Linked DNA regions of Homo sapiens: all the other regions are linked to region 2. A link is a loop called in an ENCODE intact Hi-C map of the cell type or tissue named here. Cell type or tissue: Caco-2. All regions are shown on one strand. Each heading gives the region's core, and the rest is flanking DNA. Links, peaks and the distances in the headings are about the cores only. Region 1 holds the start of LOC107984214 (a long non-coding RNA gene). Region 2 overlaps DNAJC1 (DnaJ heat shock protein family (Hsp40) member C1). Region 3 overlaps SKIDA1 (SKI/DACH domain containing 1).

Region 1 (10,811 bases), core at 845-8,844, 200 kb after region 2:
TAAAAGCTGAATATTCTGGGAGATGATGTTCACCTTCATTTTCCAAAATGAATATCTTAAAAATCTTATGCAGAAATTTGCATTTTGTACCTCAATATTTCTACGTCATGTGCCTTAGTAAAAAAAAATAATAAATAAATAAAAGATGAGTGTTGTGCTATACTGTTTAAACAAATACTGTGCTGGGGGAAAAAGGATTTGGGTATGTTGCAGATTATTTTATTTCTCATCACTTCAAAGTGTACTTTCTTAGGGAATAAACAAATAGTGCTTTCTAATGATCAGGCAAAAATATGTGGTTTTGAAGGAACATGTGAACAAACTAATGTGTAAGAATTCAAATTTAATGTTTCTCTAAAACCACGACCAAAGAACACAGCAGTTCGTGTCTTTATTGGGGGTTGAATAGCAAGATCAATTGCTTGGGGAGGAAGAAAACCAGGTTGGTATCCAGCTGGCTGGCTAAGAACAATGTGAGATTATCTTAATTAGTTAAATATATCTAGGGAAAAAAAACAGTCTAGGTGAAGGAGGACATAAGGTAATACACTCTAAGTTTGAGCTGCTTGATAGAAATGTGTTCCCACCTGATAGAATTTCCAGAGAACATGCAGGACCGTTTTCAGGAAATGATGAAATTGGGACCGTTTTTTCATACCTAAGTTAAAAATCACTATTTTATACTATTACTTTCTGTCGAAGTCTTTCATGCTATGTTTGAACTGTCACTGTCAGCTGAGCGCTCCTTTTAAATCTTCTGTCATTTGCTCAGGGCGTGGAAATAGTGTGATGAACACAGCTTGCCTAAACTTGAAAATCATGAAGATAACCAGAACACAGTTAAGGGACGTGATTTGATAAAATATCTTAAAGACGTCATATTCCCTAAGGAGTAAAGTGAGGGTACAGTTTCCTGGAGGAAAGTTTGGGTGGCAGAGATCCCCACTCTGCAGTGCAAGCTTCTTTCTATACAGAGGACGTGGAACCAGGTAAGTCCCCAGCCCTTTCCCTGACAGGAGGTGACAGAGGCTGCCTCAGGTCTCAGGCCGAGCAGACGTAGGGAACTTACACCTCATACCCAACTCCCTCATCCCAAAAAGAGCAGCGGAAAAGTGAAAAAACAGCACATTGCAAGCCCTCTTCCAAAATTTTTGAGACAAGTTTCAGATTTCGCATATTTTTTTTCTGATTTTGGAATATTTACATATACATAATAAGTTGGCTCAGGGATGGGACCCAAATCTAAACACCACGTTCTTTGTTGTTTGTTTGTTTGTTTTTGGAGACAGAGTCTCGCTCTGTCATCCAGGCTGGAGTGCAGTGGTACGATCTCGGTAGACTGCAACCTCCGCCTCCCAGGTTCAAGCGATTCTCCTGCCTCGGTCTCCTGAGTAGCTGGAATTACAGGCACGTGCCACCACACCCAGCTAATTTTTGTATTTTTAGTAGAGATGGGGTTTTGTCATGTTACCCAGGCTGGTCTCGAACTCCTGATCTCAAGTGATCCTCCCGCCTTGGCCTCCCAAAGTGCTGGGATTACAGACGTCCATTATGTTTGACATATACTGTATGCACACAACCTGAAGGTAATTTTATGCAATATTTTTAATAATTTTGTGCAAGAAACAAAGTTTATTTGCTGAACCATTGGAAAGCAGAGGCGTCAGGTGTGAAATTTTCCACTGGTGGCGTCACGTTGGCACTCCAAAAATTTGGATCTTGAGAGCATTTCGGATCTTGGATTTGGGGTTAGGGATGCTCAGCCTGTACCAGCCACCGTCTCCACGGTCTGGTTTGCACAGAACTGCCTGAGTCAGGGAGCAGCAGCTTCCATCAGCCTCAGCCAGCAGGGACAGGGAAGTGGTGCCTGTCTGGCCAGGTGGGGACAGGGGACAGGCACAGTCATCTGGCTCCAGTGGTGCTCACTGTCTTCCTGTAACAACCCAAAGCCAGGCTAGTCACGGGAATCCGAGTCTTCCCCAGAACTCTGTCCTCCAGCTGGGGGGCCATGAGGTGACTGCTGTGCAGTCACAGTGGCTACATGTGAGTGACACATCTGAGAAGGAAGCCGGTTCCTGGAGAGGGACAGGGAGAGGGGAGGATCGTCCTGGCCATATGCCAGGCTGGGGGCCCCTCTGGTCTCTGAGCCCAGCCTCAGGCCTGTTACACAACACAGGACACTCTGTGAGCGTTCTGCCATTAAGTCATCCTTTTCACTTACAGCACCCTGAATTGGGTTCCTCTCACACACACCCCAGAGCCCAGTTATAAGTTTCCTGGGCTTTCTGCGGGAGAGGCCCGTGGGGGGTCCAGAGGTGCTTTAGGAAATTGAGTTGCTGGAACCCCTCAACTCACCCTGTCCTCATCTTCTCCAGCTGCCTTGAGAGAGTGAGGTGCTAGTGTGGTTTTCTGCTGCCTGTCTCTGCCTGCCAGGAAAGGCCTGCTGCCCATGGTATCCCCTCGGGGGGCTCTGGAGGCCAAGGAGTCAGTTGAAGTAGGATGGGGTGGGGGGTTTTGCGGGGGAGGCCAGGGTCAGAGGCTGGGCAGGACTCGTGTGGGCTCCCAGCTCTCAGAGCACAGCTCTGTACACAGACAGATGACAGCTGCCACCCCGGGTCACAGCAGGAGAGCGAGGATCCTCGAGAGGGAATGTGCTGAATGCATGTGGGGACGTGGCACATCCACCAGCCACGTGACAGCCCCACCGTGCCCCTTCTCCTCTCCCACTCCCAGACCCGTGTCCTCCCAAGCCACCTCACCCTGCCCACTGAGGAGGCCTCCCCATGCCGTGCCCAGCCGCCACAGGTAGCCCGTGCTTGCTTTTCTGTTCTTGCCGTCTTGCTCATGAGAACCAACCCAACCACTTTCTCCCTTTCCTCTTCAGTTTACGCTTTTTTTGTTTTTTTTTTTTTAAGAGACAGTCTCGCTTGGTTGCCCAGGCTGGAGAGCAGTGGCACAATCATGTCTCACTGCAGCCTCAAACTAACAGGCTCAAGCAATCCGCCTGCCTCAGCCCCCCAAGCAGCTGGGACCACAGGCGTGCACCACCAACACCTGGCAAATTTTTTCTGTTTTTTTGTAGAGATGGGTCTGGCTCTGTGGCCCAGGCTGGTTTTCCCTTTTTGAGGGAAGAAAAGAAGTTGTCTGTGGGACATGAGTGCTGTGTGTACTATTTTTTCCTTGTTAAATGAGACCTGAGAAAACGTGAACCTGGAATGTCCCAGGTGGGAGGGCAAACCCCAGTCCACCCTGGGCCCAGGGCCCTGGGCTGCTCACCGGCCCGCCACGTCCTCCGTGGGCCTGGAGCCTCTCCAGGGGTATTGCCTCTAGGGCCTGCAGTGTGTCCTTGTGAACATCCTCAGCTGGGCATAACTTAGTCTCCTGAGGGTGAAGTTGATCTTGAGAACAGCCCAGGGCTGCCCTGAGAGCGGTCACCGAGCAGCCCTGAGGTGCAGTGGGTACCGGTGCTGCCTCTAGGCCTCTACTTCTGGGGACCCCATGGCTCCAGCTCCTCGGCAGGCCCCCCAGTCCTCGCCCCCATGGCCATGTCCATTTGCTCGTGTTGCAGGGAGTGAGACCTGACTGGAGCTGGGGGGCGCTGGCTCTCCCACTGTCCGCGAAGCTGGGTGACATCAGGTGTGTTGTTTTACTACTATGCCTCAGTTCCTCATCTGGGAAAATAGAGAATAATGGCAGCTGCCGCTTAGGTTGTTAGGATGATAAAGTGAGATAATCTGTGTGAAGTCTTTCTAACGCAGTGCCTGGCTTGGCAGAAACAATATTATTTCTGACAGCCTGGCTTCCTGTCACCATCGTCTCTGCGTGGCGATGGCCACAGCAGCGCTGATGGGCCAGAGTCAAACTCCTTCCATCTCCTGCCCGTGGGGGCGAGAATCCCAGCCCGGGGCCTAGGGGCCTGGGTCACTCCGTGCACTCCCGGGGACCCTGCAAAGGGCTTGCAAAATCATTCTATCTTGGGTGTGTACGTTTCTGGGGAGAGGGTCCACATCTTTCACTGCGTGCCCCAAGGGCCTCTCACCCAAAAAGGCTCACAGCCTGTACGGTGACATTTCTCCTGACACGGCCCCAGGAGGGCCCATGTGGTGCACAGGAGAACCTTAGACTGGACCTCAGGCAGCAGCTCTGCTGCTGATGACCTGGGGCCTGGGCAAGTGATATTAGCCCCTCTCTGGGGCTCATTTCCTGTCCACAGAATGCAGGTGCTAATATCTGAGGGGCAGCGAGCTGCTCTCGGAAAGCCCTTCACACTCGGGGCCCCTCTCGGCTCTGCCCCCATCTTGTGCTCCTCCTCTTGCCACTGAGTAGGGACGTTTCTTCCCTAGGGCTGACCTCAGCCTGGTCTCCTTTTCTTCCTCAGGTGTGGTTTAAGGGCAGAGTTTGGATCGGAAGACCCACGTCTGAATCGTAGGTGAAGACTATGGGGAAGGATCAGGGACCAAGGCCATGGAGAGGGCTGTGGTTCTGAGGGCTGCAGGAGGGCACGGGAGCGGCTGGGGGAGGAGTGGAGGGAGGGAGGCTATCTGCAGCCCCCACCCCACTCAGCCCCGCAGAGCGCAGAGCAGCAGGGTATACTCCCAGGCATGACACCAGGCGAGGGGGCACTGCCCTCATCCTCCTGGATACCCGAGTCTCTTATCCTTTAGTGGTTTAAATTCTCTCTCCCCACTGGGGCAGAAATCTCAGTGCTACTATTTCTTCAAACCATTTATAGCGCCAGTTTTCGAAGCACACTCACCTGTTGTCTTACTTATCCTTAATGGGGGTTCTGCCCCCGCCCCCCCCCCCCCCCCCGCCCACAGAGGGTCAGGAATGTTTGGGATGTGCAGCCAAGCCACGTTCTTCCCCAGGTGTGCAAGAGCTCCCCGTGCACGGCCTTAGAATGCCTTATTAGGAAAAGTTGGGGTGGGAAGTGTCAGGCCTCTGAGCCCAAGCCAAGCCATCGCATCCTCTGTGACTTGGACGTATACGCCCAGGTGGCCTGAAGTAACTGAAGAATCACAAAAGAAGTGAAAATGCCCTGCCCAGCCTTAACTGATGACATTATCTTGTGAAAGTCCTTTTCCTGGTTCATCCTGGCTCAAAAAGCTCCCCCACTGAGCACCTTGCAACCCCCACTCCAGCCCGCCAGAGAACAATCCCCTTTGACTGTAATTTTCCTTTACCTACCTAAATCCTATAAAACGGCCCCACCCTTATCTCCCTTATCTCCCTTCGCTGACTCAGCCCGCCTGCACCCAGGTGATTAAAAGCTTTATTGCTCACACAAAGCCTGTTTAGTGGGCTCTTCACACGGACGCGCATGCAAGGAAGGAGGTTTTTCATCAGTGGACCAGCTTACTTAGATTTTCACCAAATCATCCGATTCATCTGCAGAATTTGCTTTGGGAACTGCCTAGGAGTTTGTTTTCAATTGGTCCACACGTGCTTGGCAAACACCCTGAGTGTTGCAGACTGTGGGTTTAGTCTTCCACTGGAGTATTCTCAAATTGCCTTTGCAGTTTTAGAATAAGACCTCTTATAATAAGCTTCCCACTGTCAATGTTTTCAGACACTTTAAAAAATGCCTCTTGCTGCAGGGCTTCTTCTTGATATATGCCAGTCACACTCCCCCAAACTCCTCTCCAAGTAGAGAACTAAAGCTCTATCAAATATTTCATCCCAACTTAATTTTCTAGGGTATTTGTTGTTGTTGTTGTTGTTGTTGTTGTTTATTTTGGCAGTTAGGCTTGTTCCTGAAGTTTAAATGGCACGGTTTAAATCATGTTCTGTGCATACAGGGAGGCCATGTGTTCCCTGGGGCCCAGGACACCCAGCCTGGGTGCTACGTAATGCGGCCTTCCTGTCTTATGGGGCATTGCTAACAGGTGGCCCATCCCAAATGCCTGCAGATTTTCAGAGGGGCGCTGAACTCCCCAGAGAGGAAGGATAGTGCGGAGATTTCCATTGTCTTGCTTTGGTTTAGAAAGCCCCAGGGTAGGGGTGAGTCCTGGTCCCGCCCCAGCCCTCGTGAAGACCCACCTGCCTCAGAGAATGGCTGAGCTCCAGAGACACCTGAGTCAGTGCCCAGCCTGGCAGGATCTTCTGCAACTACGTGCACCGGCACCTGTGCTGCAGGCCTCCCGCTCCCAGCCACGGACCAGCACCTGGGCTCAGGCCTTTAAGACCAGGAGTTGGCTGTGGAGGCTGAGGAGAGGCGAGACTTTGGCGTGCGGCTTGCGTGACTGCAACTAGACAAGGTTAGTCATTTGGTAAAAACAGATGTTGGTATTTTCTAAAACAAATCCGACTTCCAAATATTGGGCTGAAACACGCATAGTGTTTCCCTCTAGTCGGGGGACTCCCTTTGTAACCTCACTCCTGAGTTTGAGACGTGGGGTGGGAGCCAGGCCAGGGTCGCTTACAGTGGGGGCCTCTTGCCCTCACAGCCTTGTCAGGAATGGCCCCAAACCAAGAGCGTCCTCGGGTCAGTATTTCCTGGATTATTACGTGAGTTTACTGCAATAAACTTCATCTGTGGGTCATACAGTTTAAAAAGTATACCGTTTACAAAATGAAATTGACAGATTTTGGGGGCAACAGTAGGGTCGCTGTATGATTTACTGTGGCCTCAGTCATAAAGGAAAGTGAGCCATCTCGGTCATGTTTGCTTTTGTTATTACTCAAAAAGAAATACCTTGTGAAATGTAAGATAAAATGTCTCATTGCTTATACTGTCATTTTGGTTCCAATCTTGGTTTCACAAAGTTAGATATCACTGCAGTTAAACAGTAGATATCTTGACATATTTGACCACAGCTATTTTCCCTTTTTAAGAGGCTTGGCTTAAAACAATCACTATTGGAAATTTGTTCTTTGGCTACAATTATGTCTGTCCTGTTCTGTTAAAAACTAGAATTTAAAAATTGGTTGCAGGCCAGGTGCACTGGCTCACACCTGTAATCCCAGCGCTTTGGGAGGCCAAGGCAGGATTGTTTGAGAGCAGCCTGGGCAACATGAGACCCTGTCTCTAAAAAAATAAATAAATAAAAAACTCAGCCAGACACGCTGGCACATGCCTGTAGTCCCAGCTACTCAGGAGACTGGGGTGGGAGGATCGCTTGAGCCCAGAAGTTTGAGGTTGCACAGAGCTATGATTGCACCACTGCCATCTAGCCTGGGTGACAGAGTGAGACCCTGTCTTGGGGGAGGGGCGGGGAAATAATGGGTCCTGGGTAGAGAATCACCGCATGAAGGTGCTGATGTCCAGGTGATTCTACTGGCCAGCCAGGAAGAACCACTGCATGAGGCTAAGAGCCTGCAAAGCAAATGGGACCCTGTTTTGTTCAGCAATTCAATGTACGCGGGCAACTTAGCTGCAGAGAGCACCCGACCTTGCCTGCTCTGGAGGAGCCCTGGGGAACCAGCAAGGTGGCAGTGCTACCAAGATGGAATCCCCTAATTCATCCATCTGCTTGTTACGGGAGCCAAGTGAGAAACCCCAGATGCAGTCATCAGAGTTTGAAGGAAAACAAACCTGATCAGCACAAATTGAATTTCATGCTTTAATTTTAAACTTTGGAAGGTACTACCAAAATGAAGATGCCGTTGAGTTTGCTGCAAACCATGAGGTAACTTCTTTTTTCACTGGTTGCAATGGACTGAATATCTGTCTCCCCTCAGCAAGGTCATGTGTCGAAACCCCAACCTCGAAGGAGATGGGATCAGAAGGTGGGGCCTTTGGAGATAATTAGATCAGGAGGGTGGAGCCCCCATGAATGGGAGGCCAGAGAGCAGAGTTGCCCCCTTCCGAGTGAGTTGGCCTTCTGCCTCTGGAACAGAGCCTCACTGACGGGGAGAAATATATTTGTTGTATATAAGCCACCCAGACTACAGCATTTTTTAAAAAATTATGTCATTGAGACAGGGTCCTGGTCTTACCCAGGCTGGAGTGCAGTGGAGTGATCATAGCTGCAGCCTCCAACTCCTGACCTCCAGTGAACCTCCTGCCTTGGACTCCCAAAGTCCTGGGATTACAGACGTGAGCCTCCACACCCGGCCAGATTATGGCACTTTGTTAAAGCAAGGTGAACTGACACTGGTTTGATACAACCTCATTGTACAATCAAGTATTTAAGGGCACACGTTGGGAGCCTTAGACACTGCCTCCTACCTTTTAGCCCCTTGTCATCTGACTCCTGTACCTCTCTTCCCGCCACCAAAGCTGCTCCTGTTCATGTCACCAAATACCTAAGTACCATGTCCAAAAGGTGATTTCAGGCTTGACCTTACCCCTTTAATCCTGAAGGTGGTATATGACATCTTCCAGCTTTCTACAGCCTCACATTCTGGAGTGAAATGGATGTAAATCAAACCAAGAGTTCCCCTGGCGGCTCCTCAGATTCCTGTCCAGATGTTTCATCTTTTGCTTTGTTAGTCTTGGTGTCCCCAAAGTCTGCAGTCTTCTTCCTTGTCTTCACCCTTCTCCCACCCCAGTGACTTCAACTGCCCCCCTCTGTAGGGGTCTGGTGAGGGTCAGCTTGGTGGTTCCAGAGCCCTTTGCTCTAAACCCCGGCAGAATCCTCCACTCTATTCAGGGAGCTATGGTGCTTCCCTCATGTCCAAAAGAGCCAGAGCAGAGGTATGGCAACCTGCCTGTGTGGTCTCCTCTCCAATAAGCTGGAGGGTAAGAATCCCTCCCAGGGAGTTGGAGAAAGCAGCTCGCCTGGAGCTAGGGCCTTAGAAAAGGTGAATTCCTTTTCCCTAAAAGCCTCCAGGAGGTTGAAGCCTCCCTAGCTTTTTTGCGGGGGATTCCAACTTGTCTGTCTTCTCCAGTCGTCTCACATAATCTCACCTGAATTCCCCAAACCAGTTCAATGCACAGGTCCACCGAGGGGTCTCTGGTTTCTTCCTTAGTTCCTTTCCAGTCTGCACCCAGGCAAAGGCTCGCACACCCCTACACCCCTTGGAAAGACTATGAATGAATGCAGAGCCAGGGACAGCTCAAACTCCAGCCATAGCCATGTCCAGGCCTTTATGATTCTAGTTACCAGTGATGCCTGGGAAAGGCACAGGGATGTCAGGGACATGGTATGTTCAAGAACAGCATGGCTGGGTTTTGCTGGGGTGCACAGCAATGGGTGGAATTGTGCTGGGAGCCAGTGCTGGATGGATGGGCCGAGCCCACACCCCGAGAGGCCTCAATCTTGAAGAGGCATCCCAGCCTCCGCCACTCCTTAGGAACTCTGAGTCGGGAGGGGCTTTAAGAGCGTCAAGGGGTGCTGCCACTTTACCTGCCTCAGATCATTCTTGTTCTTAATTGCACCAATTCACATTTTGGCAGCTATGTGACTGTATCTTCCTAAGGTACTCAACTTCCTAATTTGCAAAATGGGGGAGACAAAACAGCCCTCACAGAGTTGTGTGAAGCGGAGGTGAGGCAAAGCAGGTGAAGGGCTTGACATGATGCCTAGCTCAGCATCCTTGGGAACACCCTCTGCCAACTGTCCACACTCGGAGGACATGGCTCTCCCATTGAAAGTAGACAAGGGTGGTGGCCACACTGGTGGCTCACCTGGAGGGTGGGGCGCTGGAGTCCTCACCAACCAAAGGCCTAGCTCTGGTTGTACCTGAAGTAAACCAACAGTTGTGAACAAAACCTGAAAATTCAACCTCATGGAATTTGGGAGTGTGCAGCAAAAAGCAGGCCAGAGAAGAGGCAGTGAGCTCATCTGGAATATTTGGACCCAGATCTAGAAATAACACACTTGTCTCCTGATACCCACCTTCTCCCTTCTCCCATCTGCCTTTCCCGAATTCACCCACTCTGCACCTTGCTAGCCAATCCCCCCACCCCGCCTTTTTTTGAGATGGAGTTTCGTTCTTGTTGCCCAGGCTGGAGTGCAATGGCAGAATCTCAGCTCACCACAACCTTCACTTCCTAGATTCAAGTGATTCTCCTGCCTCAGCCTCCCGAGTAGCTGGGATTACAGGCATGTGCCACCACACCTAATTTTGTATTTTTAGTAGAGACGGGGTTTCTCCATGTTGGTCAGACTGGCCTCGAACTCCCGACCTCAGGTGATCCACCCACCTCAGCCTCCCAAAGTGCTGGGATTACAGGTGTGAGTAATCATGCCCGACCAGTTGCTAGCCCCCCCCCCTTTTTTTTTTAAGAGAAGAGGTCTCACTCTGTCACCCTGGCTGGAGTGTGGTGACATGATCACTGCCGCCATGACCTCTTGGGCTTACATGATCCTCCCACCTAGGCCTCCTGAATAGCTCGGACTACAGGTGTATACCCCATGCCTGGCTAACTTTGTTTTGTAGAGAGGGCACCTCACTGCACTATCCACGCTGCTTGCTGCCTTAATGCGCATTTACAGTCTTCCTTTTGTGGCCACAGGACTACAGAAACCACACTCCAGCACAGCACCAATCATCTCTTTCTTGCAAACCCACAGCCCTCTTCTAGCCTCATTTCCTGTGCCCACCTGATCCCTTGTGACTAGCGTAGTCCTCTCCAACCCTGCCCTTTATGCTGCCCCTACTCCCCTAATCCCCCGAGATCCCCTTCCCCTAAAAGACAAGGGAACATCATTTACACAGCTCCTGCTGTGACAGCCATGCCTAACTGGCCTAAAAAATGATTAGTTTAATAAACACAAAATTTGATTTCAAAGATCTTTCCTGTCACTTTAAGTGGCAAAAGCAGGCCATAACTTTGTATATTCAACCAGGTAGGAAAAGAGAAAATATTAAAATTGTAGATGTATCATTTTATAAAAAAATGAAAGGAGGCCGGGCGCAGTGGA
Region 2 (10,811 bases), core at 1,266-9,265:
AAAAAAAATTAGCCGGGCCTGGTGGCAGACACCTGTAATCCCAGCTACTCAGGAGGCTAAGGCAAGAGAATTGCTTGAACCCGGAAGGCAGAGGTTGCAGCAAGCCAAGGTCTCACCACTGCATCCTAGCCTAGGTAACCGAGCGAGACTCCATCTCAGAAAAAAAGAAAAAAGTTCAGTATGTTGGATTTCTTGGTGTTTTGTTTTCCTGTTAAACTATCAGGATATTTAGTGGAGTTGAACTAGAAAGGCCAATTCCTCATACCTTCCATGCATTCTGTACTGAGAAACCGGGCTGTTGAGAGTAAAGATTGTTAAATATTAAAAGAGCATAAACTGGTAAAAGGAAGAGAAGGAAGGGTAGGAAGTAAAGAAGGAGAAGGAGCTCTGTTATATTCAAAATGTTCTTACCAAATGAACAAAGCATGTTAATAACTTTTAGAAAGAAGTTCAACAGCAAAATTTTTCTGCAAAAAAAATAGTGATTTTTTTTTCTGCCAAATCTGACGTTTAAATATATCAGAAAAACCTCATCCCTTCCATTTATATGAAATGCCTAGAAAAGGCAAATCTGGGCCAGGCGCGGTGGCTCACTCCTGTAATCCCAGCACTTTGGGAGGCCGAGGCAGGTGGATCACGAGGTGAGGAGATCGAGACTGTCCTGGCTAACACGGTGAAACCCCGTCTCTACTAAAAATACGAAAAATTAGCTGGGCGTGGTGGCACGCACTGTAGTCCTAGCTACTGAGAAGGCTGAGGAAGGAGAATCGCTTGAGCCCAGGAGGCGGAGGTTGCAGTGACCGAGATCGCGCCACTGCACTCCAGCCTGGGCAACAGAACGAGACTCCGTCTCAAAAAAAAAAAAAAAGACAAATCTGTGGAGACAGGTACAAGGAATCTTTTTGGGTTGATGGAAATATTCTAAAACTAGATTATCGTGATGTTGCAGAACTATATAAATGTACTAAAAATCACTAAACACTTAAAACAGGTGACTCTTATGGTTTGTAAATTATACTTAAATAAAGCTGTTAAAAATACATAAATACCAGAAAGAAAGAAAAAAACCTTCATTTCTCAATCATTTGGATTAAAATTTTATTAGTATTATATGGAGAAATTTTGGTTGAACTTTTTAACTCCATTATAGTTTTAGTTTCAGGTTTCTACTTATATGTTTCTGTTTTAAAATAGTATATATTTAATACAATGGTATTCTCAATTATATGCTTCTAATAAAAAGCCAAATCCTTGGTAAAACCAGTGTTAGGTAGCATATCTTATATGAAACTGAATATTACAGTAAAGCCCAGTAGAGAAATATGTGAATGGACAGAAGCAGGTATTATGAGCCTGTTTTAATATAAGAAAGGTATTTTGCTTAATAATAGTACATTAAGTTTGCCGTCACTTAATGTACCATCACTTAAAGAAAGTGGAACATTTCTACATGTACACATATATGAAAGTAAGCACATTTTTAAAAAAATATTGAGAAGTATATGTACCAAACTGATGATAATTACTTCTGTTGAGAGAATGAGGCTTTGAAGAAGAATGTATGTATTTATTTATTCATGTGTTACTTGTGTAATTGACAGAAAGCAAAGTATAAAGAGACTAAATAACTGAAAAGGAAAAAAGATGAGTAAAGCCTAAATAATGGCCGTGGTGATAGAGAAGAAAGTAAACACATGAAAAATGTTTAGTTGCCAATTTGATATAGTACAGAACTATTGCAAAGATCAAATATGAATGGGTAAGTAGATTATACTAAATTAACTCAGTGGAGCTATAACATTACTTGACCATAAACATAAACATTACTTTATTAAATTTATGAAGTAAAATGGAAACTTTTATATATACTGACAAAAGGAAGGTACAATATAATATGTACAATTTATTTACAGCAGTAAAAACAAATAGGATAATAGAGGAAAAGAATTAAGATGACAATGAAAGTATTAATGATAAAGTTAAGTGAATAGAGGAGGCTTTATTCTTCCATGCTTTCTTTAAAGGGTTTCTGAATAATCAGAAATAAGAAACAGTGCTATAATCAGGGATTGGCAAAATACATATGGTTAAAGTTATTACAAAGAATTCTGGTCAGGCGCAGTGGCTCACACCTGTAATCCCAGCACTTTGGGAGGCCGAGGCGGGTGGATCACGAGGTCAGGAGTTCAAGACCAGCCTGGCCAAGATGGTGAAACCCTGTCTCTACTAAAAATACAAAAATTAGTCAGGTGCGGTGGCGGGTACCTGTAATCCCAGTTCCTTGGGGGGCTGAGGCAGGAGAATCACTTGAACCCGGGAGGCGGAGGTTGCAGCGAGCCGAGATCGCTGCACTGTAGCCTGGGCGACAGAGCAAAACTCTGTCTCAAAAAAAAAAAAAAAAATCTAGAAATAAGAATTGTCTGAAAAGAAAAATTTACACCTACTTGTGTGTGTGTGTGTGTGTGTGTGTGTGTGTGTGTTATGTATAAACTGTTGGAGGCTTTTAACTGCATCTGTTTTTTGTTTTAATCTGGCTGCTGTGCTGAAAATAGACTGTTGAGGCAAGGTGCCAGGTAGGGTCTGAAGCTGGGAGATATGTTAGATTTTGTAATGATCCAGGCAAAAAATTATAGTGGCTTGGCCCATTGTGGTAATGGGAGAGGTGTTTTATATATAAATAAAAATTATATTTATATAATTTATATACATATGTTTATATATGTACATAAATATGTATTTATATATGTATGTGTATTTATGTGTATGTACATAAATTTATATGTGTATATATAAGCAGCACTCTTGAAAATAATACCTCTAGTGTCCTCTTATTTAATCTATTAACTTTCAAACCTATGGTTAATTAATAATTTTTTTCTAATTAGACACAGTTATTTTTGTCATGATAGTATGATGTAAATGTATTTCCGAAAGTTTATGTGTTGGAAACTTAATCCCTAATGCAACAGTGTTGAGGTGAGACTTTTAAAAGGTGATTAGGTCATGAAGGCTCTACCCTCATGAAAGTGTTAGTGCAGTTATGGTGGGAGATGGTTAGTTATTGGGGTGGGTTCCTGGTAAAAGGATAAGTTCAGCCCTCTTCCCTTCTTTGTCCCTCGTGCTCTCTTGCCCTCTGTGTTCTGCCATGGGATGATGCAGCGAAAGGCTCTTGCCAGAAGTGGGCCCTTTGACTTTGGACTCCTCAACCTCCAGAGCTGTAAGAAATAAATCTCTGTTCTTTATAAATTACGCAGTCTCGGGTATTGTTAGAGCATCACAATACAAAGATAATGAGATTGGCCTGTATATACTGACATGAAAAGAATTCGAAGGTAAAATAAGTTTTTTCTTTAAATTTTTTAAAGTAGTTTTTAAGAATCAAGGTATTACATCTACATATTCTGTTACAACAATGCAAAACAGATGGACAAAGACACATGAATTTGTTATTTTCTATGTTAGCATGTGGGAGAGAACATAACACAATATGTGAAAATAGCTTACTTTATAAGCGTAAGCATATGGAGATGCTAATGTCAAAAAGAAAATGCTTTTCCTAAAATTTGGTTTTTAAAAAACTTAGTAAAAAACAAAATATTGTTTGATAAAATTTTAATAAAATACGATAGATTTTAAGTGTTCTCATTACAAGAAAAGTATATGAGGTAATGAAAATGTTAATTAGCTCTATTTAGCCATCCTACAATGTATGCCTGTTTCAAAACATCATGTTTATAAATATATATAATTTTTGTTATTAGAAAAATGAATCAAAAGGAAAAAATTTAATATAATACAGAAATATGTAAAGTAAAAGGTGATATTTTCATCCTTTGGCCCTCAGTCCCATTTGTCAGAGGTAATACTTTAAAAAATTTTGATGAAATTTCTGTATACACTGTATCTCCATTATTTCCAAGTTTGCTTACATAAATTTTACCTGAAGAGGTTTGCCCCTCATATAATTTTTACCTTAAATAGTAAGATGTAGAGTGTTACTATTCTAAATCATCTGTAGATTTAAGAATTTCTATGTTCCAGTAAGTAAGTTAAAATTGGGGAAAACTAATTTCAGGTAAATTGTTTATCATTTGTTCCTGCAATGTTATAACGGATTAAATTTTTATTTTATATCAGTGATTCTGAACTGGGGGCTGTTCCCCCCTGCCCAGGGACATTTGACAATGTCTGGAGACATTTTTGGTTATTAGAACTGGGGGGCTGGGAGTGGGTAATGCTACTGGCATCTGGTGGGGTGCTGCCAAACATCCTATAATGCACAGAACAGCCTCCTACAGCAAGGAATTACCTGGTTCAGAAATGTCAATAGTGCCAAGGTTGAGAAAACCTGACTTAAAGGAAAATGGTTAAGAGTGAGGACTACCCTGGCACACTGCTCGGGTTTTGTATCATAGCCACACTACTAACTGTGTGACTGTGGGTGGTTATTTAACCTCTTTGTGCCCAGTTTCCTCATTATATTATAATAATAGTAGTACCTATCTTACAGGGTTGTTGAGAGGCTGTTTAATACATTTATTATGTGATAAGCTTAGATTTGTACCTGGTACATAGTAGGAATGTTGGCTGCTATTGTTTTATTGTTTCTCAGTAAAAACTAAAATCTAACCAATTATATAACATCAAAAGGATGGCCAATTAATAAAGATATCTTAGTAATTTGGGGGAGTTTCTAAACATGGTTGTTGAGAGTTACTAAGTTAACTCTATATTTCAGCCTACTATTTCCTATACAAACTGTTTTTTTAATATTTGAAAAATTACGTTTGGGGCGATGCTGCCTCTTTGTAGAGCAGTAGCCCTTCGACTGAGATATTATTTCATTGGCCTTTTCTCCTAGATTCTGTAGTTGTAGTTTTTGCCTCTTTGAAAGTTTCAGCTCCTGCAACATAGTGTTAGATGCTTATTCTGATCTTTCTTCACTTCTAGGCTAGTGAAGACATTTTTGGGAAGTATCATTATGACTACATCCTGAGAGTACAATGAGAGTGTCTGATTTATGAAATCTAGGTTATTTTTAGAGGCAAGAGAAAATACTTAATTTAGTCACATCATAATTTTATTTCCTCTTTTTATAAAGTATTATAGTGTACTGTAAAATTCATTAATCCCGAGTAAGTATTTGTGTTTCTCATCGCTATTCCTCTCAGTGGAGTAATTCATGAACTGTACTTACATTAAAACACATAATTTAACTAAAGGTTTAATTCAAAATATTTTTATATGCCTTGCAAATATAAAAATGCCCAGAAAAAATTTTAGATTGAGAGACAGTGTACAGTGCTATTTTCTAGAAACATATGGCAACTTTTTTATATAATTTGATTTAAACAATAAATAGCAAAGGTTAAACAGACAAACCCATTTATTAAACTAACAAAGGAAAGTGTGTAAGTGGTGAAGAATACATAGTTGGTTTTTTTTTTCCTCTTCTTTTTTTTTTTTTTTTTTTTTTTTAAAGTTCAGTTTTAGTTTTTTACCACTTGATGGCAGTGATGGAGCTAGAGCTCTACCCTGAGAAGGTTAGGGCAAGAACTCATTATGAATAACAAAAGCGTAGGTACAAAGGAAATCCCTGACATTTTAATATTATTCACATTTCTAGGTGATATTACTTATATTGCAAGTGACAGTAATAGGGGGAAAAGCCTCTAGATGGAGCTTCAGTACTTTCTAAGGGAAAACATTTCCTGTATCTTTCCAAATGCATATTTTATATTATTTTACATAATATATTAAATCCAGAATGGATTTTTACAAAATAATATTTAAGGGTGAATTTATTTCAGATGTAATTATGGAAATTAATTCACCAAATTACCTAATAATTTGAAAAAATGGCTATTTAAGTATCTTACATTTTTAAATCATTATTAATATTTGTTGAAAAGTATGTTAAACTTTGAGTCAAACATTTCTATCTAGTATAAATGATTTGCATATCTAACAAGTTAGTAAAAGATATTTAATAAGAAGTCAGGTGCTTAAAATCAATATTGCACTATAATTAAATCTGACCATCTATATTATTATGCCTAGTATCATTCAACATTTGAGTTCCCAAGAGAACATAACTATTACTCCAACTCAATTGCCCAACTAAAAAAATTAAAAACTAGGAATTTTAATGTAAAATAATTTTTTAAAGAATATATATGTTCTTTAGTAAATATTCTTACTTTCTTCAGTAATGTTTTCCTTTTACAGTCAAGAGAGTCTGTTATCACTATATATTGAAGGGAAGTTGTCATTATTAGTAGAAATATGATGTTAATGTTCTTAGTGCACTGTTGATTTTAGTGTCTACTTCTTGAATAATAAGAAAACTTGAAACAAGAACAATAAGTTTTCTGAGAATGACCCTGTATGGTGAATTTAAAAAAAGAAAGAATAGTGATTTTTCCCAGCTGGCCTTCTCAGGAGGCTGAGGTGGGAGGATTGCTTGAACCTAGGAGTTTGAGACCAGCCTGGGCAATATGCGAGACCCTGTCTTTATTATCGATTGATTGATTGATTGATTGAGACGGAGTCTTGCTCTGTCACCCAGGCTGAAGTGCAGTGGCGCAATCTCAGCTCACTGCAAGCTCTGCCTCCCAGTTTCAAGTGATTCTCCCACCTCAGCCTACCGAGTAACTGGAATTACAGGCGCACGCCACTATGCCTGGATAATTTTTGTATTTTTTTAGTAGAGATAGGTTTTCACCATGTTGGCTAGGCTAGTCACGAACTCCCGACCCCAGGTGATCGCCTGCGTCTGCTTCCCAAAGTGTTGGGATTACAGGCATGAGCCACCACGCCTGCCTGACCCTGTCTTTAAAAAAACAAAAAGAATAGGAAGCTTTCTTACTTTTCTACTAGTACACAATTACCTAGGTTAATTTTGATGTCTCATAAAGCATTCAGTGAAGAAAAAAAAGCTATTGTTTTAAGTTGTCTGTTTTTATGGACTCAAAATATTGGAAGCCTTGTAATCTTTGGTTTGAAATTGACATGAGATAATAATTGTTTTATGTTGAAAAAAGGTATAACTGAAAAATTATATGAGAAGCATGAAAAGTAGTTTTTGGGGGTTTTACTTATTTTCAGTTTCATGAATGAATGTTTTATTTATTCTCTATTGAGACAAAAACCTTACTAAAACAGAGTAGTTGCCAGTAATTTTTTATAATTACACTTAACAATAATGTTGGCAACAGTTGATTTTCTATTTGGCTAAGCAAATATGGTCTAAATTCATTTCAGGATGTATAGTCAGCTAAATTTGCAGCATAATTTGCTTGCTAATCACCTCAGTAGTAACAGTCTCCCAGAAAGCCATGTGTTGCTTTATTTGTTCCTTATCTAATTAAATTTTTTGGGACTTTATTAACAAAGGGACACATTTCAAGAACATCACATAAATGTTCAAGCATTCTTTTATTAATACTTTCTAAACTTATATAATTGCATTAAATTAGCTTTTAATTGTGTAACAAAGTGAACTTGTAAAAGTATGGCCTGTTTCTCAGGGGTAGGAAAACTCCACATTAAGGAACTATTATGCCACTACAAATATTTATTAGTGGTTACCTTGTAGTAGTAGTTACTAATGAAATAAATTTATTTAAAATAGTTATGGGTAAGTTTCGACTTAATTTGTAACTTGAGTCTCTCTGGACAAAGGGAAACTGATATTTTCCATTTCTGTGAAGCACTTGCACTATGAAGGAATGGTTTATATATCAAGTTAATTTTACATTGTTAAACTTTTTTTTTTTAAGGGAAAACGAATAAAGCACAAAGCTGTTGTTTGCTATAGAAACAGTTTAAACTGTCTTTAATTTGGTAGGAGAAAAATTTCTCTATTTTATAATCATTTAGGTTGCCAGATTAAGTTTTCTGCTTTTTTAACCAGTATATTGGCATTGTGTAGTGTCATCTGTAGTATTTTAGGCTTGTCTAGATTACTTTTTTTTTTTTTGAGATGGATCTCGCTCTGTCACCCAGGCTGGAGTGCAGTGGCATGATCTCAGCTCACTGCAACCTCTGCCTCCCAGGTTCAAGTGATTCTCCTGCCTCAGCCTCCTTAGTAGCTGGGATTACAGGTGCGTACCACAACGCCCTGCTAATTTTTGCATTTTTAGTAGAGACGTGGTTTCACCATGTTGGTCAGGCTGGTCTCGAACTCCTGACTTTGTGATCCGCCTGCCTTGGCCTCCCAAAGTGCCACCTCGCCTGGCCATCTAGATTACTTTTTTTTTTAATCTATCTGGCAGCAATGCCAAGTCTGAATTAAAGCATTTCTGCAGCTTCTCCATCGGAACTTTCTGCTGTTTCTAGCACTTTTATGTTGTGGAGATGGCTGCTTTCCTTAAGCCTCGTGATCCAACTTCTGCTAGCTTCCAACTTTTCTTCTGCAGCTTCCTCACCCTCTTGTCCTTCTCAGAAATGAAGAGAGTTAGGACCTTGCCCTGGATTAGGCTCTGGCTCAAGGGAATGTTGTGGTTGGTTTTATCTTGTATCCACACCACTCACACTTTCTCCGTATGAGCATTAAGGCTTTTTCACTTTCTTATCATTCATGTGTTCACTGGAGTAGCACTTAATTTCCTTCAAGAACTTTTCCTTTACATTCATACTTGCCTGTTTGGTGCAAGAGGCCTAGCTGTTGGCCTGTCCTGGCTTTCAACATGCCTTCCTCACTAAACTTAATCATTTCTAGCTTTTGACTTAAAGTGTGAGATATGTGACTCTTCCATTCACTTGAGTACTTAGAGATCACTGTAGGGTTATTAATTGGCCTAATTTCAATATTGTTGTGTCTCGGAGAGCAGGGAGGCCCAAAGAGAAAGAGAGAGATGGGGGTACAGCTGGTCGTCGGATCAGTCAGAACACATACAACATTTATTGATTAAATTTACCAATTTATATAGACATGGTTCGTGACTCCCCAAAATAATTACAATGGTAATATCAAAGATCACTGATCATAGGTCACTATAACAGAGGTAATAATAATGAAAATGTTTGAAATGTTGCGAGAGTTACCAAAATGTGATACAGAAACAGGAAGGGAATACATGCTGTTGGAAAAATGGCACCCATACACTTGATTGGCTCAGGATTGCCACAAACCTTCAATTTGGAAAAAGATACAATAGCCGCAACATGTAGTAAAGCACAATAAAGTGAGGTGGATTGTGCCACTGCACTCCAGCCTGGGCAACAGAGTGAGACCCTGTCTCAAAAAAAAAAAAGATTCTGTGGATGACTACATATTTTTGCATTTGTAGACTACCACAGGAGAAAATTATATGACATGGAAAATTTGACTAAGAACATTTTTAGTACAGGACACTAATTTAAGCAAAAACTGAAGCAAATTTGAATGAAATCAACCCAGTTCTAAACACTGGTCATCACGCAAAATGACACGCCAATAAATACGCAACTAGATTAAAAGTGTGCTGTGATTATATTCCATGAAATATCAGTCCTCCTTAACTCTCCCAATTACCAAGTTAACTCCAAAGGTTTCGAGGACTGGTTTACCTAGTTTGTCAATAGAGGGCAATCGCTTATTGGCCGGGTGCGGTGGCTCACACCTGTAATCCCAACATTTCAGGAGGCCAAGGCGGGCAGATCACTTGAGGTCAAGAGTTCGAAACCAGCCTGGGCAACATGGAGAAACCCTGTCTCTACTAAAAATACAAAAATTAGCCGGGCATGGTGGCAGGTGCCTGTAATCCCAGCTACTTGGGAGGCTGAAACACAAGAATCACTTGAACTCTGGAGGCAGAGGTTGCAGTGAGCCGAGATCACACCACTGCACTCTAGCCTGGGCAACAAAGCGAGAGACTCCATCTCAAAAAAAAAAAAAAAAAAAAAGAAGAAGGGGGTGGGGGGAGGGGGAAGGGCAAGGGAGCAATCACTTATTGAAGCATGGATACTTCCAAATAGAATAGGACATAACTCTAGTTCTGGAAATGACTCAAAATCATCCAATTGGTTAAAAGCAGAGAACGATAAACTATACCCAAATATATCCAAAAATTATTTCAACAATTTATTTCTGGTTCTCATAGGTATGTAATGCGAAGGAAGAAAATTGAACCCTCATTTTAAAACTGGTTAGGTACAGTTATTTCATTTCCTTTCCTGGAATCTTACTTTTTTTCCTGTTTTTGTTTGTTTGTTTTGCATTAGTCAGAAAACACTTAACCCAAATATACATACAGATTTTTAAACTTTAACTACTGAAGATGAGCAAAAGTTTAAAAATATTGCCTCCACTGTAACTGATAAGGTCTGACTTCCTGCTGGGACAGATACAATTTGTTTGGCTACTCTTCTGAATTAATTAAATGAGTTTTACTGGCATCTCTATCCTAGAAATTCTCCAATTGGGAGGGAGTGAAGCATGAAGCTGAGATAAGTGGCAAGCATTTTTAAAAAGAGGTACTTTTAACTTGTCCCAAGCTTTTTTTGAACCTTAACTGGGTTCCTAATGTCCAGTAGTCTCCCGTTATCTGTAGGGGATACGTTCTAAAATCCCAATGGATGGCTGAAACTATGTTTTTTCCTATATATTCATATCTTATGATAAAGTTCAATTTATAAATTAGGCACAATAAGATTAACAGGAATAATAATAGAACAATTACAACAATATACTATAATAAAAGTTACGTGAATATGATCTCTCTTTTGTCTCAAAATGTCTTAATATTTTCAGACTGCAGTTGACCATGGGTAACTGAAACCTCAGAAAGTTAAAGCTTGGCCAAGGGAGCCTGTGCTATATACTACAG
Region 3 (10,811 bases), core at 1,096-9,095, 440 kb after region 2:
AGCTTGCAATATATGTTATCTGGAGGTGCCTATTGCTCACCTGTGTAAAATCTCATCCACTAGGATTTGTTGCTTTACCTTTGTCTAATTTAGAAAGCACACTCTTAGGGCTTTTTCAGAACAAAGCCTCACAAAAACCCCTTTACCTCCAAGGATTTGCAAATTTATAAAGGCTGCATTGAATTCAAGATGGGTCAGGGGGCAAAAAAAGGGTAGAAGGTCACTGCATTTTGATTATGGGTCAGTAGACAACATGGCATATACCCTGTGTCCCAAACTTCTGTTAAAGACAGGGTTTTTAAATGCCTAAGAACAGAGGGATGGGCCCTTTTGGAGACTTACCCTGATTTGTTCAAATGAACCAGAAAGAAAAAAAATTAAAGGAAATATACTAAGTTATCATTTGTTTCTCAATTTAGCCATTTTCTACTCCTTCATTCCCATTTTCCCATCCCAAAAAGCAGAGAAGATGTGATATTAGATAAACTTAGCTAAAGAACTGTTGAGATTTTATTGTCTTATATCCTCAACTAATTCAGCCATATGAGACTTTATTATTATTTTAAACTTTTATCTTGTGAATATTATAGTTACTTTTAGTTAATAGCACAAGGGGCTTTTATTCTTTTAACCAGCATACTTACATTGTTGAGGCCTTTGTGATGTTCCTTACTCTTTTCTGTCTGAATTCACTTTGAACAAAATGTGCCCAGCAATCACTAAAACAAACGTATATGGTGAAGAGCTGGTGGCGGGGGGGGGGGGGGGGGGGGGGGGGTGGCTGTGATCCTCATTTAAATTATGTATGTATGGGTGAAAGCTTGGAAGGAAAAGGATTATTTTAATGCTCTTCAATACTTTAATTATATGACAGTTGTAGTGTAGAAATGCAAAAGTACTCTTAGGTTTTCCTTCAGGTTTTCAAAAGAACTTTCCCCATTAGTAAACTACTCCTGCAAATTGCTATTGCATTTCCCAGCTAACCATTTAAAAGACTGTAAATGCCGTGTGCATTACTTCGCTCCAGAGGAAAGAGGTCAGACTGAATTGCAATGGTATTGAAACATAAAATACAGTGAAAATAAATCAAAATAGAGCATCTAAAGGTAAATCTAGCACATTCATATGGGATAAGTAAAGACAAATATGTTCATATTTTCATGGCCCTTCACTTTAAAAACTGAAAGTGCTGATTTTTTACAATAAATGCAGAAGTAAGTGGACATTAGGAATATATTTCAATCTCTATTTGCTAAAGAGGATTTTCCTTTTGCAAGCAGCTTTGTTTTCAAAGCTAAAGCACTTTTTACAATAGTGTGTAGATTAGGCATTCCTCACTGAGTAAATAATCACATTTAATTAAACTCAATGCATATCATACATGTGCCTAAATTCACAATAATTTCCTGGACCCACAGAGAAGGATATATATATATAAATGTTAATTTGGACATATCTATCTACATATGTACTTGCATTTGAGAAACATAGAAGTTGATATATCTTTTCTTAAAAAAATTTGAATACAGTCCATTATCTGAATTGGGTTCATCTTTGATTGTAGAGTCAGCTGACATGGTCAACAAATTTATCAAAGAAACCCCCTGGCTTTTGAAGAATAGTACTTTATACATCTGGATCTGCACATCAGGCAAAGTAAGTAAATTATTGCATAACTTTAAGCATAATTGATAACAGACACCTTTAATTTTTCATCCCCATTCTTTTGGCCAGCTTTCACATTAATAATCTAAGCCATAAATGTTGGTAGCTATTGATCGAAATCCCCGGTGTGCATGCAAATCCATCTTAAAGTCCCCTGCCTTTCATGTGTGAGCGCTCAGGGGCCTCTGCTAGATCTTTTTATCGGGATCGACCCCCAATGTGCCTGGAGAAGACCCCGGATATGCAACGTGTGCTGATGGCCCAAGAAAGCTGTCTGTCACATTCTGTGTTTGTGTGTGTGTGTGTGTGTGTGTGTGTGTGCATGCACTCATTCAAGCAAGAGTGCTGGAGCCTAACACACACATACACACAAGGATGGGGAAGTTAAAGGAACAAAAGAATGTATTAGACACGAAGAAAGATGTGTAATAGTAGTATTAAAAATGTATAAGTGTAAAGGTGTCTGAGTGTACATATAGAGATACTTGCACAAAGTCTATATAGACACATTTCTCAAATTCCCTAGCCTTTATTTTTCTCTATTTCACCCAACAGATTATGCCCTTAGTTAAAAAAAAATAACTTAATATGCTACTAGTTTTCAAAACCACCTATATTGCCAATATTTTAAAGGTGGAAAGAGAGGAAGAGAGAGGAAAAGAAGGTAGTTTTGAAATAGCTACTAAATCATGTTGCTATGTGTAGGAGGACTAGGAGAGAGAGAGAGAGAGAGGAAATATAAACAGGAATGGAGAACAACTAAAACTACCTGGAGAAAAAAAAAAAAGGATGCTCTAGCCAACCTTTTGTACTGTCTTCTCAAAAGCTTTTTCTGAGTTTACTATTTCTTGGCTGACTCTTTGGTCTAATTCTTAAAGCTGGGGGAGGGGAATGGCGGGGGTGGGGGTGGGAGGGCGAGGGCTGGCAGTACTATATAAGTGCATCAGAAGGAATTTTAAAACGACATTATTGTTGCTGGCAATAGAAAGACTCTGGTCATTCTACTTTTAAAAACAAACACCAGCATCTGCTTTTCCTGGAAACTTCGCTTTCTGCCTAAACCTTGTGCATTTTGTCTCCTGTGAAAGTGAAAGAGAAAAACACGGTGTAATAGATCCAGATGCAAAAGAAAGCCAACTCGCTGGATGGTATTAGCTGTGACGAGGCATTGTTCATTGCTGCCTCTCGGTTACGTTTAAAGCCTGAAATATCACGAGATCCATTCAATGATCCTTCTTTCATTCAAGGGACAAAAATGTAATTTGCTGTAGCTCTGATTTCTTGGATGGAAATGCTAGCCTTAGATTTCAAAGGCAAGAACTAGACATCGCGGTTTGTACATACATTGATTAAGTTGAAGAGCGGCGATTACATCTGTGCTGAGTGCAACAGTAGTTCAGGGGCTGACTTTTCAAATCCCAACCTCCTGAGTTACAGACTCTCTTAAATAGACTTCCTTAATTTCCGGATGCACTTCTTGAAATTCCCAATTCTTTTCAAAATTCCTGGGAAATTACAAAGGAGATGAGGGTGGGGGTGGGGAATTATGGCCGAGATTTCATCTTGTCAGGCAAACTACCTTTTTGTATGTCTGATTCCTCAGTTTTTATCTTTGTTTTCTTTTTTGAGCCATACCTGCTCGTGCCATCCAGACCAGAGCAGGGGAAGCTGGGACTTTTGAATGTGAAAAAAGAAATTACTGTATAATTTTTTTCTTGCAGGCTCAGAAATATCCGTTTATTCTTTTAATCACGCGGATGTGTCTATTTTTGGAGGAACAAGGAAACACATAAATGCCTGGGTTGCATTTATGTTGTAGTTGCAAACACTGAACAGTTAAGAAGATTTTGCCGAATTTTGCAAAGCAGCCAAGGAGCCGCCTTGGGATCGTGGTAATGCGACTGGGAGGACCCTTGCTCTCATTTGGCAATATTTTGGATATCCTTGAAAACGACACCAAAATTTGCCTTAATTTGACTAAGAAGAGGTTAAACCACATTGATTTTCATCCAAAGTGATTTTGTTAAAGCAGATGCTTGACTTTGATGGAAAAACTGGGAGTTGTGGAAGATTTACCTAAACTACCAACCAAAAGCATCACAAACCACTGAAACAGTCTGCATCGTACATCAGCACTTTCTTTTCATTGTTATTACGTAAAACCTCTGGAAGCACCTTGGGCGTTTGACAGTTTCTTTTCTTTGCTGCAGAAGGAAGCAATCTGCTCCCTGGAATTCTGACCTGTGGTGAACAGGACCCTGGCAAAGGCTTTGCTGGGGACTCTTGGACGATCCCGCCTCCAATCCAGTACGGTTAATTGTGGAAAAGTGTACACATTTCTGGCTTATCTATGCTTTGTTATGGGTCTGACGTGAAACTACCTCCTCCCCACCCCACCCCCCAGCAGAGAACCGAAATCCAGTTGAATTGTTACAGTGTTTCGGAGCTGGAGCCTTGAACTGCTTCCTTGGTCAAATAACTTTGTTTCTGGTTGTAAAAAGGCATTTCAGGAAAAAAAAAAAAAAAAAAGGAAAATCGAGAGAAATTCCAAACGTAAGTCCGCACTGGGGTGGTTCACGGGGCGGGTTTAACTTTGGAGCTCCCAGCCGGTCTCCTTCCCCACTCCTGTAAGGGAAATACCAGGCTATTCTGCACATTTTCCCTTAAGCTCCATTTTCCAAAAGGAAAAGGGGGTGGGGTATCTCTCTTTCGGCTTGATAATGTTTTTTAAATGCTTTTCTTTGAAATGATAATAGCTGTATCGGTAAAATGCAAATAAACGAAAAAAATAGGCAGTATTTCTTTAAAGGCGAATATACGGTGCGGTTTTTTTTTTTTTCTCCCTTAAGCGTACACACACTGCTTCTGATGAAGTCTGTGAGTCAGGCTGTTTCTGAGCTCCGATAGTTTAATGGAAAGATTTATATACCGACTGTATTATTTACTTTGGGAGGGGAGGTGGCAGTATAAGGGTATGCTAATTAGTGGGAGATTTTGGGGGGAAGGGGTGGAATATCAATTTTTATTGCATCACCTGTCAGGAGTGTCCAATCAGCGCTGGCTTTAGGGGAATTAATTGATGAAGGTGTCTCCGGACGAGCTCACTTCACTCTGTCATTTTATTTGTAGCTAAAGCAGCGGCGGGAATAGCAGCTGCATTTCTTTTCTCTTTCTCCCTTCACATTCCATTATCATAGTGCTCCAATGGAGAAGGAAGGAATAGAGGGGCCCAGGTACTGATCTGCATCGGGGACTCAGACCAACACACTGGCAGATCAGAAACCGGATGGTTTTTTCCCTCTTTTTTAAAAAAACGAAAACAACAACAACAAAAAAGCAAGAATCAAGTCAGTGTAATTTCATGGGGTTTCCCCCCCCCCAATAATTTCGCCTAGAGTTTGGCACTTCCTTCGCCGGGAATAACAGTCTTTGTTATTTTATTAGCAGGATGCCTTGAGACACACGCAGCATCTGGCTGAGGATTAACATACATACATGTGTATGTATGCGTCACGTATATATTTACTGCAAATGGTGGGGATCATTTAGTGCCCGAGATGGGAGACCTGAAGTCAGGTTTTGAAGAGGTGGATGGCGTGAGGCTCGGCTACCTCATCATTAAAGGGAAGCAAATGTTTGCCCTCTCCCAAGTCTTCACAGATCTGCTGAAAAACATCCCGAGGACGACCGTGCACAAGCGCATGGATCATCTGAAAGTGAAGAAGCACCACTGCGATCTGGAGGAGTTGCGGAAACTCAAGGCAATTAACAGCATCGCCTTCCACGCCGCCAAATGCACGCTCATCTCCCGGGAAGACGTGGAAGCGCTCTACACCTCCTGCAAAACCGAGCGCGTCCTCAAGACCAAGCGCAGGCGGGTCGGCCGGGCCCTGGCCACAAAGGCGCCGCCGCCAGAGCGCGCCGCTGCCGCCAGCCCCCGCCCGGGATTTTGGAAGGACAAGCACCAACTTTGGCGGGGCCTGAGCGGAGCCGCGCGGCCCCTGCCAATCAGCGCGCAGTCCCAGCGCCCGGGCGCCGCCGCCGCGCGCCCCGCCGCCCATCTACCTCAGATTTTTAGCAAATACCCCGGCTCGCACTACCCGGAGATCGTGCGCTCGCCGTGCAAACCCCCTCTAAACTATGAAACTGCCCCGCTCCAGGGAAACTACGTCGCCTTCCCCTCGGACCCTGCTTATTTTCGGAGCCTGCTGTGCAGCAAACACCCGGCAGCCGCCGCCGCCGCCGCCGCCGCCGCTGCTGCCGCCGCCGCCGCCGCCGCCGCCGCCGCCTATTACCAGGTATCGGCGGCCGGGCCCCAGCCCAAGGCAGCGGCGGGCGCCGGAGGCCCGGGGAGCCTGAGCTACCGCTGCAAGCGCAAGCGCGGCGGCGCCAAGGACTGCCTGCTCGCGCCTCACGCCGGCGCGCGGCGCCTGCTGCTGTTGCCCAGGTCCTACAAAGCCAAGGCGGCGGCGGCGGCGGCGGCGGCGGCAGCGGCGGCGGCGGCCGCCGCGGGGGCCACTTGCCTGGAGAGGTTTCATCTGGTCAACGGCTTCTGCCCGCCTCCGCACCACCACCACCACCACCACCATCACCACCACCACCACCACCACCGGGCCCAGCCGCCGCAGCAGAGTCACCACCCCCCTCACCACCACCGGCCGCAGCCCCATCTGGGCAGCTTTCCCGAGAGCTGCAGCAGCGACTCCGAGTCCAGCTCCTACTCGGACCACGCGGCCAACGACTCGGATTTTGGCTCCAGTTTGTCCAGCTCCAGCAATTCTGTGTCCTCAGAGGAAGAGGAGGAGGAGGGAGAGGAGGAGGAGGAGGAAGAGGAGGAGGAGGGGGGCAGCGGGGCCTCGGATTCCAGTGAAGTCAGCTCGGAGGAGGAGGACTCGTCCACCGAGTCGGACTCCAGCTCCGGCTCCAGCCAAGTGTCAGTGCAGAGCATCCGATTCAGGCGCACCAGCTTCTGCAAGCCTCCCAGCGTGCAGGCGCAGGCCAACTTCTTGTACCATCTGGCCTCCGCCGCCGCTGCAACCAAACCCGCTGCTTTCGAGGATGCCGGCAGACTTCCCGACCTCAAGAGTAGTGTCAAAGCGGAGTCGCCGGCGGAGTGGAATCTGCAGAGCTGGGCCCCCAAAGCATCTCCGGTGTACTGCCCGGCCAGCCTGGGGAGTTGTTTCGCTGAGATAAGGAACGATAGGGTATCTGAGATTACATTCCCACACTCTGAAATTTCCAATGCTGTAAAGAGAACTGACCTGACAATTAACTGCCTGGCAGAGGGGGCCTCTTCACCTAGCCCAAAGACAAACAATGCATTTCCACAACAAAGAATACTCCGAGAGGCTAGGAAATGCCTACAAACAACTCCTACTACACACTGTGCAGATAACAACACAATAGCTGCTAGGTTCTTAAATAATGATTCTTCAGGAGCAGAAGCAAATTCAGAAAAATATTCCAAAATCCTTCATTGTCCTGAATTTGCTACGGATTTGCCCTCTTCGCAGACTGATCCTGAAGTGAACGCTGCAGGAGCAGCAGCAACTAAAGCCGAGAATCCCTGCACTGACACAGGCGACAAGACATTGCCATTTCTGCACAATATTAAAATCAAAGTAGAAGACAGTAGTGCTAATGAAGAATATGAACCTCACCTTTTTACAAATAAGCTAAAGTGCGAGTGCAATGATACAAAGGGTGAGTTTTACAGTGTGACTGAGAGTAAAGAGGAGGACGCCTTGTTAACCACAGCCAAGGAAGGTTTTGCATGCCCTGAAAAAGAAACTCCTTCCTTAAATCCACTGGCTCAAAGTCAGGGCCTTTCATGCACTTTAGGTTCTCCAAAACCTGAGGATGGGGAATATAAATTTGGTGCCAGGGTGAGAAAAAATTACCGGACACTAGTACTGGGAAAGCGACCTGTCCTTCAGACACCTCCAGTCAAACCAAATTTGAAATCAGCTAGAAGCCCTCGTCCTACAGGTAAAACTGAGACAAATGAAGGAACACTGGATGATTTTACAGTTATAAACAGACGCAAAAAGGTAGCCAGCAATGTAGCATCAGCAGTGAAAAGGCCATTTCATTTCATGGCAAATTTTCCTTGTCCACCATCACTCATTATTGGGAGAGATGGGGATTTGTGGCCGGCGTATTCCTTAAACACCACTAAGGATTCTCAAACTCCTCACAAGGCCCATCCTATATGGAAATGGCAGCTGGGCGGTTCTGCAATACCTCTTCCACCTAGTCACAAATTCAGGAAATTTAATTCATAAAAATGTTTTGGAAGATATTTTCTTGAACCATATTACCTTCCTTTTGTTGTAAACTGCACAGGATGGTTTGTACAAGTCCATTAATGTGTTACACCCCCTTTGGAGTCCTGGTTTATCGCATTTTGAAGACAGAAATCGGATTACTTTTTTTCCGTTGCGGGTTTTTTTTTTTTTTTCTGGAGTAGGGTGGGGGCGGGGTGGGAGAAGGGTTGGTTTACATTCCACAGACTACTTCAGGCTAAAGACTCAAGTAAAACTCAGTTATTACGGTAGAGCTGGAACACTTTACTGTTTCGATGCTAATAATGCACCCGGTACCTCAATTCAACTGCTACAAATAAATGTCAAAAGGTTGAATAATAAATATTACAATGAGCCATTAAGTTTATGCACTAGATTTCAGAGCTGAAAGTGTAACTGTTAATTCAGTGAAAGTTTGTTAGGTTACATGGTTACACAGTGAGGTGAGGTGAGGTAGCAAGAAGTTTCTGTGAGCCCAAAATGTTATTTTCTGGAGCTCTTGTTTGTGGGGTATCTTTTTCTTTTGACTCCCCTTATTCCCTCTCCAAGAGTAGTTGCACTTAACTTTTTTTTTTTTTTTTTAGTGGAAAGATTGGGGTGTGAGTCCTGATTAAATGCTAGTAAAAGCTGCCTCATACATACTGAGTAAAATAAATACGGAATTGTATTTTTTTTGTAAAGGGTGTGATTTTACTTTTAAAGCCACTCCTTTGCAACAGGAAAAGTCTGTTTTGTGTTCTCACCCAAAGGTTTTAAATAAGGTGACTCTTACTATTGTCCTGCTTATCTTGTGGTCTGAACATGACTCTTCAAACTCCCAAAACAATTGAAATATTTCTTTTTTTTTTTTTTTTTTTTTTTGGAGAGAGTCTCGCTGTGTCGCCCAGGCTGGAGTGCAGTGGCACAATCTTGGCTCACTGCAACCTCCACCTCCTGGGTTCAAACGATTCTGCTGCCTCAGCCTCCTGAGTAGCTGGGATTACGGGCGCGTGCCACCATGTCCGGCTAATTTTTGTATTTTTAGTAGAGACGGGGTTTCACCATGTTGACCAGGCTGGTCCCGAACTCCTGACCTCAGGTGATCCGCCTGTCTCGGCCTCCCAAAGTGCTGGGATTAAAGGTGTGATCCACCATGCCCGGGCTGAAATATTTCTCGTAATAGCAGAATATTTCATGGCCGAACTCTTGATAGTGACAAATCAGTAAATACAACCAAGAAAAAGAAAATGAGGGGTCAGAGTTGCAATACCCCAAATGAAAAATAACAGTTTTTTCAGGGCTTTTTGGTACCAGAACTCAGGCACTTGGATTTTATGACCTTATACTTTTTCTGCATCTCTCTAAAACTTGTGTTTTCAGACCATCCTGTGTATAGAGCAGGAGAGTTTCTACTGCAAGTGACAATCAGAGGTGACTATCTATATTTGCACTTAAAATCAAAGTAGTTCAACATGCAAATGCTAGGGTCTAGCCCTGGGTAAGGGCCATGCTGGTGTACTGTGTTGTGATGATGGAAGCAGTAAATCAAAATTATGGAAATTTGCACTGTTGAAAAGCATGCTTTAGCTTTATTTTCAATTAAAAACACTGTTTAAAATTCCTGGTTCCATACATTTCTACTTATTCCAGATTGAAGAACGGTTAACAGGATTGAATGGTTTTGTTGACATTTTCACTTGTAATGTTTTTGCCTGAAAGAAATGCATTTATTGGGTGTAGTGTTTTGTTGTAATACTATGTGACGAGGCCAGTCAGGTTCTGTGCAGAACACTGGTGGATTTCTTTCCAAGCAAGAACAAAACTTTACAAACTTGTTACACATCAAGTAGGAAAAGTTTCAGGCTTAAGAAAGTGAAGCAGAGATCAGTGATTTTTTTAATGAAAGTTGAATCTAATAATTTCTGGCCCACCTCCTTTAGTCTGACAAATTATGTATCTCAGATCCTTGCTATCTTGAATCTAAGAAGTTGCATCTATAGATCATAAATCACAAAACAAAACAAAACACCAATGAAATGTTTACTGTGTGAATTTAAGTCACTATTTCTCATGGAAATTCAGTCTATTGTTTTTGTTTTTCCTTAACCTTTTAGTTCCTATTCCCTTTGAAATTTTCCTTTTGTCTATAAATGTTTCAGTTAGATCTGGATGGCCTCAGCCCCTAATTGCTGAATATGCTCTGTGGTTTTCCTCTTATTGTAAAGGACCGAGGCTGAGAATACCTGCATCCAAATACATTTGGATGGAGTAAACAGATGCTTTCAACTACCTTCCTTCCTTTCCTTCTTGAATGTTGCCATGCCAGGTGTAGGTTCACTGGATTCTTTTTTATTGGAATGGTAGATATGGTCAAAGTGAAAATTTGGGGATGGTATCCTTGAATTCTTGTTTGTATATAATTCCAAAGACCAGTCCATGTTATAGTTAAAGCCCCAGAAAGCTAAACAATTGGCTTCATAATCTCAGTTCTTTCCTCTTTGGAAAGCAATACAGAATTTAGGTGCAGTAAGTTGTCCTGAAAAATCAATCTGTAAAAAGTGTGACACACACATTGGAAGAGTGTAATTTCTACTCTTTAATTACTTCTAAGTTAAGAAAGTTCAAAGTACGGTGACTACTACACGCAGACTAGTACTTCTCTTGTTGGCTAAGGACTCATTGTTCCTAAATTATAAAGTGAGAATAAATTTGAAGTCTACAGATCTTGGATGTGGAAGGACTGTAAGATGGAATAAGCACAATTTAAAACAAATATACCCTGTGGAATTTCTGACATAAAATATTGGCCTCCAGCTTTGACACTTAGTCTCTAACCCTCAGAGAATCAATAGTTTCAGTTTA

The links. Peaks named below come from ENCODE experiments on the same cell type or tissue, not always from the same donor. Only the 100,000 strongest peaks of a DNase experiment are listed, where the experiment ranks them.
Region 1: a loop joins it to region 2, with 6 times the contacts of the local background. A loop is called at or near these places in 9 of 110 quality-filtered maps.
Region 3: a loop joins it to region 2, with 4 times the contacts of the local background. A loop is called at or near these places in 7 of 110 quality-filtered maps.

The regions. Positions count from the first base shown.
Region 1 is chr10:21,745,886-21,756,696 of GRCh38, reverse strand. LOC107984214 (a long non-coding RNA gene) reads left to right here and starts at 3,069. Exons shown (of 2, transcript XR_001747388.2): 1 at 3,069-6,257. DNAJC1 (DnaJ heat shock protein family (Hsp40) member C1) reads left to right here. Exons shown (of 12, transcript NM_022365.4): 12 at 1-149. The coding sequence ends at 10. RefSeq lists enhancers at 1,472-2,131, 2,132-2,791, 3,452-4,112, 4,113-4,772, 5,143-5,437 and 3 more. In Caco-2, for the core only: no CTCF peak of the experiment used is centred there; DNase peaks (open chromatin) are centred at 4,921 and 5,236.
Region 2 is chr10:21,948,489-21,959,299 of GRCh38, reverse strand. All of the region lies in intron 1 of DNAJC1 (DnaJ heat shock protein family (Hsp40) member C1), which reads left to right. Among named protein-coding and RNA genes, the nearest start is that of DNAJC1, 50 kb to the left of the region's middle. In Caco-2, for the core only: a CTCF peak has its summit at 5,537 (motif pointing right); no DNase peak of the experiment used is centred there.
Region 3 is chr10:21,512,234-21,523,044 of GRCh38, reverse strand. It overlaps SKIDA1 (SKI/DACH domain containing 1), which reads left to right. Exons shown (of 4, transcript NM_207371.4): 3 at 1,565-1,656; 4 at 3,387-9,570. The coding sequence starts at 5,223. The coding sequence ends at 7,949. Among named protein-coding and RNA genes, the nearest start is that of SKIDA1, 8.0 kb to the left of the region's middle. RefSeq lists a silencer at 5,588-5,747. In Caco-2, for the core only: no CTCF peak of the experiment used is centred there; DNase peaks (open chromatin) are centred at 5,554, 6,054 and 6,734; H3K4me3 peaks cover 3,490 bases.